Regions from separate parts of the Mus musculus genome. Here region 2 is linked to region 1. The links are chromatin loops, found by intact Hi-C in ENCODE. Cell type or tissue: left cerebral cortex. All regions are shown on one strand. Links, peaks and the distances in the headings refer to the core of each region. The heading gives the core; the rest is flanking DNA.

Region 1 (8,566 bases), core at 1,873-6,872:
CTTCTTTCCTTTCCTTTCCTTTCCCTTTCCCTTTCCCTTTCCCTTTCCCTTTCCCTTTCCCTTTCCCTTTCCCTTTCCCTTTCCCTTTCCCTTTCCCTTTCCCTTTCCCTTTCCCTTTCCCTTTCCCTTTCTTTCTTTCTTTCTTTCTTTCTTTCTTTCTTTCTTTCTTTCTTTCTTTCTTTTTTCGAGATAGTGTTTCTCTGTATAGCCCTGGCTGTCCTGGAATTCACTTTGTAGACCAGGCTGGCCTCAAACTCAGAAATCCCCCTGCCTCTGCCTCCCGAGTGCTGGGATTAAAGGCATGCGCAACCACCGCCCAGCTTTCGCCTTTAATATTTTGGAGGGAACATCTGCCCGCCTATTCCCCTGACCTAGCAAAAACAAAATAACATTTTGCCTGATCCATCATTAGTGCACACCTACCTTTCTTTACAATTGAATTTATTTTCACCTATGTGAACGCTGGTGCTAGGTCTGAAATAATGTCTGTGACCATCTCTGCCTCCGCCCTTAAAACCTAACTAGTGTAGAGTACAGGAAAATGTCTGTGAATGTCGTTGCCACTACCTACCTGGCAGAGGGCAGCAAATGAAGCAGAAATCTCTGAGTTCTATTTTTATCTATGTAAGAGCTCCTTAATATATAGTATACATTTGCAAAGCAGAAAAAGAATTAACAGATGAACGGTGGTTTGCCGTGTTAGAAACAATGTTGTGGCATGATATTAGTTTAACTCAGTTAAGGTCAGTTTCAAGTTAAAGAGCAAAAGGATGAGCTGCTTGCTTCTCTGCTCCCCCACACCCTAACTTTCCTCCTAAGCTATGTCCGAGGGAGGATTCCCATCTCCAGACTTTTCTCCTTATAAGGCCCGATCTCTGCCATTAAGAAGTCTGCCTAGAGATTGGACGACTTCAAGCACTAATTCTGTCTCCTGCTCTGTGCTCACTGGCAACAACCATGCCAAGGTCCAGAAGGAGAATCTGGTGGGTGTGTCCTAATAGGAGACAGTGTTCCTACTCTAATTGCCATAAAATCTTTGAAGGCATTGTCTGGTGGATCTAAGAAGACTGATCCTGAAGGTGTGAGGTCAGAGCTGCAAGTCTGGAGCTCAGAGTTTTAAGTTTTAGATTGGCAGTGACTCACAGAAGGGCCGCAGGCACACCTACTCATCTTCTCAGAGTGCTTCAAAACCTAGAAAAATTAACACAGATCCTGACATGGGTATTTTATGGTTTGGAAATTAATAGTCAAGACTGTTCAGGTGACAATAGACAACTCTAAGCGCTAAGGTTTGATCCGGTTGAAGTCTCTGTGAAGTTTTCCTTGGCTCCTTTGTTCTTTCCAAATCTGGGCTTCCCTCTTTGGAGGTCTTTAAATCCATAGTAAGGAAATTCAAATTCCCTTGAAGTTTTGGTCGAATCTTGGCAAAGACAGATGATTCCCTTTAAGACTGTGTCATATGGTGGTTTTGCAAAAGAAATCTTCTTACCTACCGCAAAGATGCCCCCACCCCTTACTCCCTCACCCCCTGCCACTACCATCCTATAAGACCAGATGCCATGCACCATGAGAAAAGACTTCTGTGGTGGGACCACATTGTCTCTGAAGCCATCTGGGTAAAACCCTCCTTGTAGTCTTTGGTCTTGGAAGAGCTATGGAGTGAACCAAAAAGCATCATAAAGACATCGTCCTTTGTTGATGTTCTTCTTCCATGTCTGATGAAACAGCCCTTTTGGGGATAAAAACGTCAAGATGAAAAATGACATGTCAATAAATAGAAATTGAATGAATGTGTTAGCATTAATTCGTTACATTCTACATATGCTCCTCTGAAGAAGTAGCGTTTATATTCAGGCCCAGCTGCAGGCTTCCAGTATGGTAAAATGGGAAGGGACCCAAGAGAGATTGATGCAGCAGCCCCACATGGCTCCCATCCCACTCACTGCTGCCTTGCAGTGCATACTTCTTTCATTGGAAGGCTGTGCCATGGCTAAGTGTTACAGGCCTCGGTGTACTTTGGCCTCTGCTCCCTCTCTTCCATATTTGAGCTCTCTTGGGTGCTGAAGCACATTTCTGTCTCATCTACTTAACTTTGCTGTTAAGTCCCTGCCACCATGCCTGTCTCTTTAGCTTGCTACATTTTACACTTGTTTGCCAGTGGCTGTGAAAAGAAATGACAGCAGAATCTCTCAGGGACTTGGCTCTCATCCAGCATGGAAAACATACTGAGTTGATGTCTCCCAGAGCCTGTCTTTAACTCAGGTGTCCCCATTTCATTGGGCTCCGCAGATTTCCTACATCTGTGGTGTATGACATTGTAAAGACTTTGACTTGGAGACCTGTTTCCCCCCCCTTATGCATCCCCATTCCACGTTTAAGCCAAGGAGCCTATCCATCAGGTCTCAGACTGAAAAAGTACAGATTATTTCAGTCCTGCTTTTAGCAGTGCCCTGTGGAATAAGACACCTCCTGCTCAATGTTCCTTCTATTGCTCTTAAGGTGTGAACAGACAACCAAGATTTATGAGCTGACAGCCATGCTGTGTGAACACTTAGAATGGATGAGTGGGCTTTTGTTTCTAGTTTGGTCTGAGAAGGAAGTAATGAAACAAAAGAATCCCATCTTTTAAAAATTCACGCACAGAGTATTTTATTTCTCCTGCAAATAGCTACTGCTCTTCTACTCTTATGTTCCAGGTTACTATTGAACTAGTTGCTACTGAATCTTTTCTAGAGAGTAAACCCTGTGCTAACCATGAGGCCCCCAACCCTTTAGAGGGAGTGTTGTGATTATATCCATTGAATGAAGAGGAAGTGAAGCCTTCAAGGGGTTAGGGAATTTTATACAAACAGGATCTGAATGCATGATATCCTGCTAAAATATGAATTCCTATGATTGATGTGATACTACACTCATTGGAAAAAAAAGACTTCTTGCTAAACACAGTGGGAGGTATATGACTCAAATCCTGATCTCCAAATGTTATTGATACTAAAAGAAGCAGGGCCTTAGTGCAATGTTGTCTAACAGAGATAGAATATTGTACATATCAAATGTCTCTGTGTTTCAGAATCCTCATTTTTAGATAATTTCTCCTGGTTATTTCTCCTGGTTATTGTAAATGGGGGTTAGGTATTCTAAAATATAAGTAAGATAGCTGGGATAGCACTTGATGACCTGAGAACTGTCAACTGTTTATTAGTGTTTTCTTTTTAAAATGTTCACTACTTATTAGTAGTAATGGTTATTGTGAAATTTCTATATAGTAAACCTACTGTTAATCTCACCACCATCTATGTGGAATATAATATACCGTCCATGTTCTCTTCTATATTTTCAATTGAGTGAAACTAGCTCACACAAATGATCTGCCAGTTAGGACATGAGATTTCTGTAGAGTGATTCTTTGATGTGAGACATAATAAAATACCAAGTTAAGAAAAAACTCTAACTCCTCTGGAAAGAAATTGAGTGTTATCCATGGTGGAGGGAGCAGAGACTGTCATAGGCAGCAGAGTGAAAGCTCATTTGGAGTAGCTGAGGGGGAGAAAGACTCACAGCAGGCATCTCAGGGATTTCATGACTCATGTCTTCTACTGGGGATGGAGGCAATCATATCTCCCTTACTCCTCCAGAGCGTTGCAGATAGTCACGAAAGCTTGTCAGTGGGTTAACCTGTTCTCTGTGTTACCAGGGATGAAGGCAATTATATTTTCTTTGCTTCTCTACTGGCCATAAAAGTAGTCATGAAAGCTTGTCAGTAGGTTAGTTAACATTTTTTTTTTCTGTAGTTGTGAAAAAGAAGAAAGTAGGAGAAAGGGTCTCTCAGGATCTGCTGTCCCCAGAATGGACAGCTAGAGCCCTTTCATTTTGTATTGAGAATCAAGTCCGCTGCCTGAAGGGTAGAAATCAATTTTCCCTGGCATTTTTGTTCAGAGAATATGTGTATGAACACAGAGAAATATGTATAAACATGGTTTATCTAGGAAGAAATGGAAGCCTGCACACGTGTTATGGATATATTGAAAGATGCAAATTTGAGAAAAATACTCTCCATTTTTATAAAAATACAAATGGATTCTGTTCTGCGTTTCTTCAGAGACGTCCCTAATCCATCCTTAACCCATAGCAATGCTAATCCTGCAAAAATTCAACTAAGTGAAAACTGAAAATTAATGTAGCTATTTGATTGAGATGGGAGAAAAACAGACCAGAAGATACGAATGTGACTTGGCAGCTCTTCTTAGAAGATGTTGAGAGTCTGAGTCTACTAACGTGTCATGCCACGGACTATGACCAAATTGTGAAGATGAAGGTGTGATTACTGTCCTTTCTTCTTAGATCCCATTTGTTACATGTCTCCTTAATCTTTAATCCTGTAAAGACAATTCATAGAGTCAGGGCTACCTGAATAAGAAGCAGAAATAACTACACCAAAAGTGCCCAGTCTTTTCTTTCTAAAGTCCTACGCACTCTGAAATGGTCTTCCTTTTAAGATTGCAAAAAATAATTCAGTTGCCTCCCATCACTATCCATGGAAGGGGACCATTCTCCACCTCCCACGGCTTTCTTTGTTTGGAACTGTTCACTCTTGGCAGTAATATTCTTAAACCAGGGAAGAATGAAGAAATTTCACTGTCTTGGTAAAATTACCTCATTTAGGAATAATTGGTATTCACAGAAGAGATGCACATTTTCATCCACCTAGTAATGAACAAATTAACAAGACACCTACTGAGTTGTGTTAACACAATTGCCAAATGTAAAAGGAACTAATTACTAACCACTTCATCCAGACAAACTCAAAACTGCATTCCTAATGGGCTTTGTGGCTGACTTGATGGAGACTATGGAGAAAAGAAATGAACAGGTGCTTGGTGATCAAAGTCTGTCCTTGGTGATTATTCTGGAAAAGGTACTCGCTCTTCAAGATTACAGAGACTGCATCTAGCCTGTCTTCCATGGGGTGAAGAAGTCTACAATATTTGTTCTTTCTTTTCAGAGATAATTGTGGATCATCCATATAATAGCATTTGAAGCATGTGCAGATGGAGTTTAGAAATAGTCATCTTTTATGTAAAGATTTAGGGAGCAAACTTATGTAACTATTGGGTCAGCTAGGCACATTCACAAAGCCCTGATGCCTAAAATAATTTCATCCAGGGGACAACTGATAAAGATGAAAGCAGGATTCTCACATAAATGGTGCATTTTGGTATTTATTCAACTCAATCAGGCTGGTTATTATTTTTCCAGATTCTTATTTGACTCGTCTTTAGAGATAAGATATAATTGCATACGATAGATTTATTTTACTTTGAACTGACAATAAACTTGTGGAATTTTTTTATTTAATTTTAGGATTACTTAGGTTAAATCAAACACTTTAGTAATTTAAAAAAGAATGGGTGGCGTAGGATAATGAACAAGGTCTATCGACCCATGTATCCCTCCCTCCATCTAGCAAATATTACTGGCTTCCGACTAGGTGTTAAGGAATTCTAAAATAAACAGAGACAAATAAACTCTCTACTCTTAAAAACACAAATTCTGGAACATATGACAGGTAAAGGAATAACAATGAAGAAAGGGAATGAAAAAGATGATGTCAGAGACTAATAACTGGGCTGAAATCCAAGGAAGAGGCGGTGTATGAAAGAGGCATGGAATGGAGAATGGGAAGTAGTCTGCCACTTTAACCAATTTGCACAGGTATGGTGGTCTGTCAATGTTTCCACTACCTTGACGTGGTCCCTGTATAAGTCTGTCTATGTTTTTTTGTTCAATGGAATAAGTTGGTTATAACTCAGTATCAAAGACAAAACTACACAGACAGTTAGCTCTCATTGTATAAATACACATACATTTTAGGGACTTGGAAGGAATGGAAACTTGTATAAAGGCTTAGCTATATAGTATCTCCTAGTAATGTCGGAAGGTATACCCATAAATTCTTGCCCACATGATTGCCTAAACATGGGCTGAATAAGGATAACAGCAATAAATATGCTAGCAAGGATGAACAAAAGCTGCAAGCCAAGACACAGAGTAAAGGCAACAGGAAAATGCTGAGAAGCTGAGAAACTGTCTTCCTCAGGAAAAAGCCTGTAAATTGGTTATCCTATACCACAGACTGAGCCCTAAAAATATGCATACAAATGACATTACATAAGCTATCTATCTATCTATCTATCTATCTATCTATCTATCTATCTATCTATCTATCTATCTATCTACCTATCTATCTATCTATCATGGTAGGAATTAGTAAAAAAGACCCAAGAACTTATAACAGAGCATGGAGAATGGTTTAGAGAAAAGAAAAGTAACAAGAGAGTAGTGGTACTGAACCATCCTAGGCCACAGCATGAAACCTTGTCTCAGAAAACCAACTAACCAATAGTACTATTTGTTTCCTGGGTGATTTGGTATGTGAATGAATTATTCAGTGATTAAAGTAAATGAAACTATGCTCTTGGAAATTATTTCAAACATTAGGGAGTCACGTCAAGGTATGGCTGGAAACCACAATATCATACACACCTAACTCATCATATAATTTTTTCAAAGTATGGGTATAAAAAGACATTGGAAACTTTCTCAGGATTGGTCTCATATGAAGGATGTGTTTTTTCAGTAGGTGTGCACTGGAAGAGTTTTGAATTCTCCTTCTAAGATCAGGCAGAGCACCTTCTGTAGCTGGGACCACCAGAAATCAGGCAACCAGAAGAACATTTTCTTTGGGGTAAAGGAGAGAGATTAAAGCAAGAGAAATGGAGTCACTTAGAAAACCACTTAGTAAGTTGGTAAAGATGATGAGGTGAGATAAAGAGCAATTGACCAGGTTTGAAATATCTGGTGGGTGGCTTCGGACAACCTATTTTCTTCCCTAAAGCGAAGCTCTGAAAATACAGAGAGTATTTCATGGCAATGTTGAGTTTAGAAAAAAGGACAAAGTTTTTTTTAAGGTGGGTACCCTCTCTCTTTATACACACCTACCAGAGGTTCATGATGTACCCAGGAATTAAGAGACTAGGAAAGACCCAAAAGATAAAATTCATATATCATTGGGTTTCCCAAAAATGCAATTTTTGGTTAAAGAAAGCTATGATTTGAAATGTTTATTAAACTATAAACCTTGATAAGAGTTTTAATGTTAATAGATTCTCTTATAACACTTGGAAAACGTGGTGAATTTGAGCTGTGTTGGTCCATGACTTCAATACCAGTACTGGAGAGACAGAGGTATGGGGATCTCTGAGATCAAGGTCAGCCTGGTCTACAGAGCCCTACTAAAAATACTTGCTTCATTGGATTTAGAAGCAAACAATTTGCAAACTTTCCCTTATGATCACGGTTGACATATTTTGAAAACAATTTTTTTTCTGACAAATATAGGGTTAGGATGCTGAGGAGAAATATGATTTTATTATTCTGTTTAGAACTTCACAGTTGGGTTTTCTCTACAGAGAACATGTATGCAGTCTCTAATCACATATCCTTTACAAGTGCTTCTTCACATTTTACAAAGTCCGGGGCCTCTTTATTAGAGGATTATTATGAGTTCATTTCATCACTTTTTTTTTTTTTAGACAGGCTTTCTCTTTGTAGCTCTGGCTGTCTTGGAACTTGCTCTGTATACCAGGCTGATCATGAACTTAGAGACTCAACTGCCTCTCCTTCTCCAGTGCTGGGATTAAAGTTGTGTGCCACCACAGCCAGACAATCTGCCACTTTTAAAAAGCATTTGCAAAACACATGAAACTCAAAAAGAATGAAGACCAAAGTGTGGACACTTTGCCCCTTCTTAGAATTGGGAACAAAACACCCATGGAAGGAGTTACAGAGACAAAGTTTGGAGCTGAGACGAAAGGATGGACCATCTAGAGACTGCCATACTCGGGGATCCATCCCATAACCAACCTCCAAACGCTGACACCATTGCATACACCAGCAAGATTTTGCTGAAAGGACCCTGATATAGCTGTCTCTTGTGAGGCCTGGTCTGGCTGGGGCCTGCCAAACACAGCAGTGGATGCTCACAGTCAGCTATTGGATAGAACACAGGGCCCCCAATGGAGGAGCTAGAGAAAGTACCCAAGGAGCTAAAGGGATCTGCAACCCTATAGGTGGAACAACAATATGAACTAACCAGTACCCCCAGGAGCTCGTGTCTCTAGCTGCATATGTATCAAAAGATGGCCTAGTCGGCCATCACTGGGAAGAGAGACCCCTTGGTCTTGCAAACTTTATATGCCTCAGTAAGGGGGAACTCCAGGGCCAAAAAGTGGGAGTGGGTGGGTAGGGGAGTGAGGGGGGGTTCTGGAGGACTTTTGGGATAGCATTTGAAATGTAAATGAAGAAAATACCTAATTAAAAAAATAAATTAAAAAAAAAAGTTTTATAAGGGGATCTATTCACATTAAGACTCTTATCAAGACTGACACTTTCCTAGATGCTTCAAAGCCTAGCCTCCTCCAACCCAAAATTATATATTTTTGAAAACCAAAGATATTTGAATTCTTGCCTTTTGGTAGGTTTTTTGTCTTTTGGTGCTTTTCCTGAG
Region 2 (5,000 bases), core at 1-5,000, 180 kb after region 1:
AGTTTCTTAAAACATTAAATTAAATGTTCTTATAAAATATTCTAAGCATTGTTCCTCTGGGCGTATAGTCCTGGGAAATGAAAGTTTTACTCATGCAAAAACTTTTATGTGTATACACATACAGGTTCTACTTACAGTGTTTTAATTATATATAAGAAGCAATGCAAGTGTCATGAAATTGTTAATGAGGGGGAACTGTGTGGTTCATTTGTAAAATGGAGCAGTATTCAACAAGGGAAAGAAACAGGTTGCTTACTGGGGCATATGGGAACAGAATGAACTCTAAATGTTTACTGCTAGATGAAAGAAGACAGATATGGAAGGCTACTAAAGGTGAGGTTGTATTCATATGATATGTGACAACTCTTAACACTATAGAGAATCATAAACCAAACCTGTGCTGATGAAACTATACATTTATGTCTGTGGTGTTCACAACTGTTTGGAGTAGAACTCTCCAAGTGGAGATGTAGCTCTAAACACTTTTCAGAAGTGTGTGTTTTTCTGTTGGACAAACATATGTAAACCTTCATATCAAGAAGATGGACATGTTGTAGATGAGAAAGGTGTGCAGGTCACACATTTCAAGGAGTAGGGAATAGTAAATGCTTAAAGGAGCCCCATGGTTCTGGGTTGGAGTTGTGGAATTGTTTGAGTAGACTGAAGTTAGTAACAAGTGGGGCCTTAGCTCTATCCACAAAGAAGAATAAGAAGAATTGGCAATAGCCAGAAGCAGTAAGGTATACCTAATGTCCAAGTCATGGTTTGTCAATATCAGTCTCTTATAAAGAAAAATGTGTTATTTGGAGAACTGGTTGATTCTAAGATTTGGAATAATCTTGGAGCATCTTAGGATACCAAGCACCAGAGGTGGAATAGAAAGAAGGAAACAAGAGAAGAATGAACATAGGAGGGAGAGGGGATGATGAAAAAAGGGAGGAGGCATGGAGGGAGGAGGGCAAGACACTTTCATGTGATGCAGAATTTCTGGATTAGACTGTAGAAAAGAACAGGAATATTCATGGAAAGCTGTTAAAGTTCAAATAAATTATGAAAGGTATGTGGAAAATTTCTGTACTGACAAGCTTCTTTAGGTCTAAAATTATCTCATTATCTTCAAAAGCAGTTAGCATTCACATTAAAAAAGAAAGATTAGCATACAACTTATAAACCCCAGAACGGATTCTTCCAGACTGCCAGTCAGTTAAGGAAGGTTTGGGGGTATAGTTTAATCTAAAAGTGCCAAAGAAATTATTGGGCAATGAACTGCATAAGTTGTTGAGAGCATTGTTGTCCCTGAAGAACCTGAAAGACAGGGTATAAGTCAACAACTGCCTTGAAGGACAGAGGCTTGATTTTTTTTTTTAAGGAAGCCTGGGAGTTCTCTCTGAGCATTTAGCCACATGGAAGATTCCAGAAATAACTTCACACTGTGATTTAGCCTGTGCATTTGTATGTAGGTTAATGGAAGTCTCCACCGTTCAACTGCAATGTCTTATAGTCAAACGTAAAATTTGGAAACATTAAAAGGAAGCACACATCAGGAAATCTTGGTTATGAATTGAATATACACAAGGTTTTATATTTTCCCCCTTATTCATTACAGTCCATTTTAAGCTCAAGTGGTTTCCCATCTGGACTAAGAAATTGCACTGCTGAAATGTTAATGCTTTTTTTTTCTTGCTATTGTTTTATTATAATTCATTTTGAAGAGGTTTACAATCTAGCAGATTAGAAAGTCTACTGAATTGACAGAGCTCATGCGTTAAACAATTGATTCTTCTGAGGGGGTGGAAGCTACCAATGGAACAATCTGGATATCAGCAGGTTTTTTCCCTCATGTGACAAAATCCGTAAGTCTTTGATTGTTTTTCCTAGCCTGATTTTATTTTTTAGATTTTTTTCCCCTCAGTTTGATTCATAAAAAAAAAAAAAAAAGCTGCACCAGGAAACAATCTAACTTTGCAGCAGAACCTTGACCCAGGAGTTGAGGGGGTATTCCATTTCTGATTCAGAGAGTAATTCCATAGACTGCTCTCTTCATTTTCCATTTCACTTCTAGTCTCTTTTTCTCTGTTAATTTTCTTCTTGGAAGCTTTGCAGCTGAAACACAGGTGGGCGGGTGTGGAGGTTGTGGTTTCCTTTTCAGGGTTCCGTCTACATTGCTTTAAATCTCCTCTGATTTGAGCAGCCTGTCTGATCCTTTTAGTATTTATGTTAAGGGTGGACACAAAGGACTATGGTAGCCCAGAGAAGCAGATTGTTAAAAGTAGGTCTCATTGTCTGCAGAACTGTGAAAATGATAAATGACTAAGAATAAATACTTTATGTTGTTCGAACTACTGCGCTCTTATTATTTTAAATGATAATACAGCTAGCCTGTGATTGAGTGAGCTTTTTTATTTTTTCACTCAGAGAATTAGTCAAGATCTAGTTACATAACCAAGGCAAGAGAGGGAAAGGCCGATTGAGGAAGAGCAGAAAAGGAAGGGAAAAAAGTTGCTGGTTATTTTTCAATTGCTGTTGTTAATTCAATTGTAAAGTTTGAATTGAATAGGAAATATTCTCCTAACAAATGCATAGTGATTGCTTCATGCAGGAGGATGAACTTTGCTATGGAGACAAATGAGTCAAAGTTCATTTTTAAAATTGTGCCTACGATAATTATAGTTCCTATCCTTAAGGACCACGGGTAAGATAGGGTTTTTTAAAACCTTCCCCATTTTGTAATAGTTGACATTTCCCACAGGCTTCATCTTGATGAAGAATATAAAGCTTCCTCTGCCTTTATACCCTCCACCCAGTCTGGACCCCGATGTTCGCTCCATCAGCAGTCTGTGCCACACAGCCTTTGCTAAGAAGGTTTATACGGATTTCATAGGATTTTCAGCAAATGAAGCTGGTACTTTTCTCTACTACATGGATCATTCTTTTCTTCTCTTTCATGCTTTTGTAGTATGGTGTGCAAGGCACATGTTCAGATAGTAGTCTTCTGACTCTGCATTAAAACACATCTGTAGAAGTCAGTTGGAACCATAAAAAAAACACACTAATAGTAAGCCAGTAATGACCACAATAGTGACCGCTCTCCTGTCGGTACATCCATTCTGTACTCTCAATAGCTACTTCCTTGTCAAATCTTCTTTGTGACTGTTCAACATGCCCATTGTCATGGCCAGTTGAATTTAGGTCACTTGCAGGATCATGGGTAAAATTATACACATAATTTATTAGATGAATTAATATTAGCTAAATGAGAAAATACAGAAATTATTTTTAACACAGGATTATTCTAATCCTGGAGTATACTGAGCCCTCTCAACAATTTAATACAAAAAAGGCAGTCATATGCACAAAATATAAGGTGATTTTTGTTTAAGTGTATATTTTTAATATAGCCCCTTTCAATTCTGCACTCCATTTCCAGTCATTGTAAGCCTTTTTTATTTTGATATAAAAAGCACAAAGAAACAAGAAAGAAGAAAGAAAGAAAGAAAGAAAGAAAGAAAGAAAGAAAGAAAGAAAGAGGGAGGGAGGGAGGGAGGGAGGGAGGGAGGGAGGGAGGAAGGGTGGAAGGTAGGAAGGAAGGAGGGAAGGAAGGAAGGAAGGAAGGAAGGAAGGAAGGAAGGAAGGAATAGAAAAGAGAGCTATATAGGTTTTACATCTTTTAGGTGACATGTTCCATAAACCTTAAATCTGATGAAAATTTTTGTGAGTTTCTAGTATAGCTATTTATATCATTCTAATGAAACAAGACTGGAAGTTCAGAAGAGTAAAATCATATTGTATTAGTAAAAGTGTCACTTAGAAAATTTATGTTTAATATATAAATTCAACCAGATGCTTCAGACATCATGATTTAACATAATGACGGTAGGTTAGACAAGAACCACACCTACATAATTTCCCCAGATTTGTCTTTATTGGTTCCAATTTGATACTTTAAGGATTTATTAGACTTGTTTTAGACATAGTTATGTTTAATATAGATGAAAAAACTCCAGAGAAAGAGCAAGCAAAGCATCAATTTGTACATTCAAAATGTATGCTAACGATAGCTAGAATTATGATGTAATCACAAAAGTATGGTAAGAAAACAGAGAAGAGGAAAATAAAAGGCCTACTTCTCCTCTCTTATGTGTTGTGGTGGAGAACATTACAGTAAATACTTGAAACCTTACTAAGAATGAAAGGAACCCAGAAATGAAATTGAATACCCAGAGAGAAGGGCTGCTTACTTCAGGCTTCTCTTGTACTTGATTACTAAAGGAAACTTAATGGACATGGGCAGACAACTTTTTACCACACTGTATATGGATGTAGTTCTGAACATACAATATTTCATAACACGTTCAAGAGAAGAGCATCATCCAAAAGAGAGGAACTATTTTAGAAAGAACACTCTGGAAAGATAAGATTCACCTATAAAAGTTATCATTTTTAGATGTGTATGGAAGTACAGTTATAACATACAACACATTAAACATATTATAACATACAACAAATTAAAAATAATGCCTCTTTTTGAAATAGACTTTTAGCCAGATTGGTATGCATATGTGCACGTGTGTGAGTATGTATGTGTGTGTGTGTGCATGTATGTGCATGTGTGTGTGTGTGTGCATGTATGTGCATGTGTGTGTGTATGCATGTATGTGCATGTGTGTGTGTGGTGGTGGTGGTAGTCTTTTACTATATGGAAGAAGCTCATGCTGGCCAGCATGGGCAAAGAAAGAAGGTGACCCCTTCACTGTGAGTCTGTGGACACAGTCTAACTACATCTGCTCAGATACTGCCATTGCTTCCAACATTGATGTTCTCAAATGGGTAATGTGGATCTGAGCCAGAGGACGGCTGGCTCTTTTCAACATTGCTAGTTGCTAAGGAAAGAAAATGATTTTTTTAATATAAATTTTAAATATAAAATTTGAGGATCTTCCAACAAAATCCTACATCTGTGACTGAAAGAGGCACTCGTTTCACAAGAAGATAAATAAATG

Evidence for each region. Hi-C counts contacts between places; a loop is a spot of excess contacts. Peaks named below come from ENCODE experiments on the same cell type or tissue, not always from the same donor. Only the 100,000 strongest peaks of a DNase experiment are listed, where the experiment ranks them.
Region 2: it touches region 1 in a loop (10-fold over the local background); 2 of 42 quality-filtered maps call a loop at or near these places.

The regions. Positions count from the first base shown.
Region 1 is chr15:51,386,560-51,395,125 of GRCm38, reverse strand. All of the region lies in intron 1 of Gm19303 (predicted gene, 19303), which reads left to right. Among named protein-coding and RNA genes, the nearest start is that of Gm19303, 4.8 kb to the left of the region's middle. In left cerebral cortex, for the core only: no CTCF peak of the experiment used is centred there; DNase peaks (open chromatin) are centred at 2,225, 2,462, 3,573, 4,555 and 1 more place.
Region 2 is chr15:51,203,389-51,208,388 of GRCm38, reverse strand. No RefSeq gene overlaps it. Among named protein-coding and RNA genes, the nearest start is that of Gm34446, 120 kb to the right of the region's middle. In left cerebral cortex, for the core only: no CTCF peak of the experiment used is centred there; DNase peaks (open chromatin) are centred at 1,460, 2,150, 2,866, 4,834 and 1 more place; H3K27ac peaks cover 2,440 bases.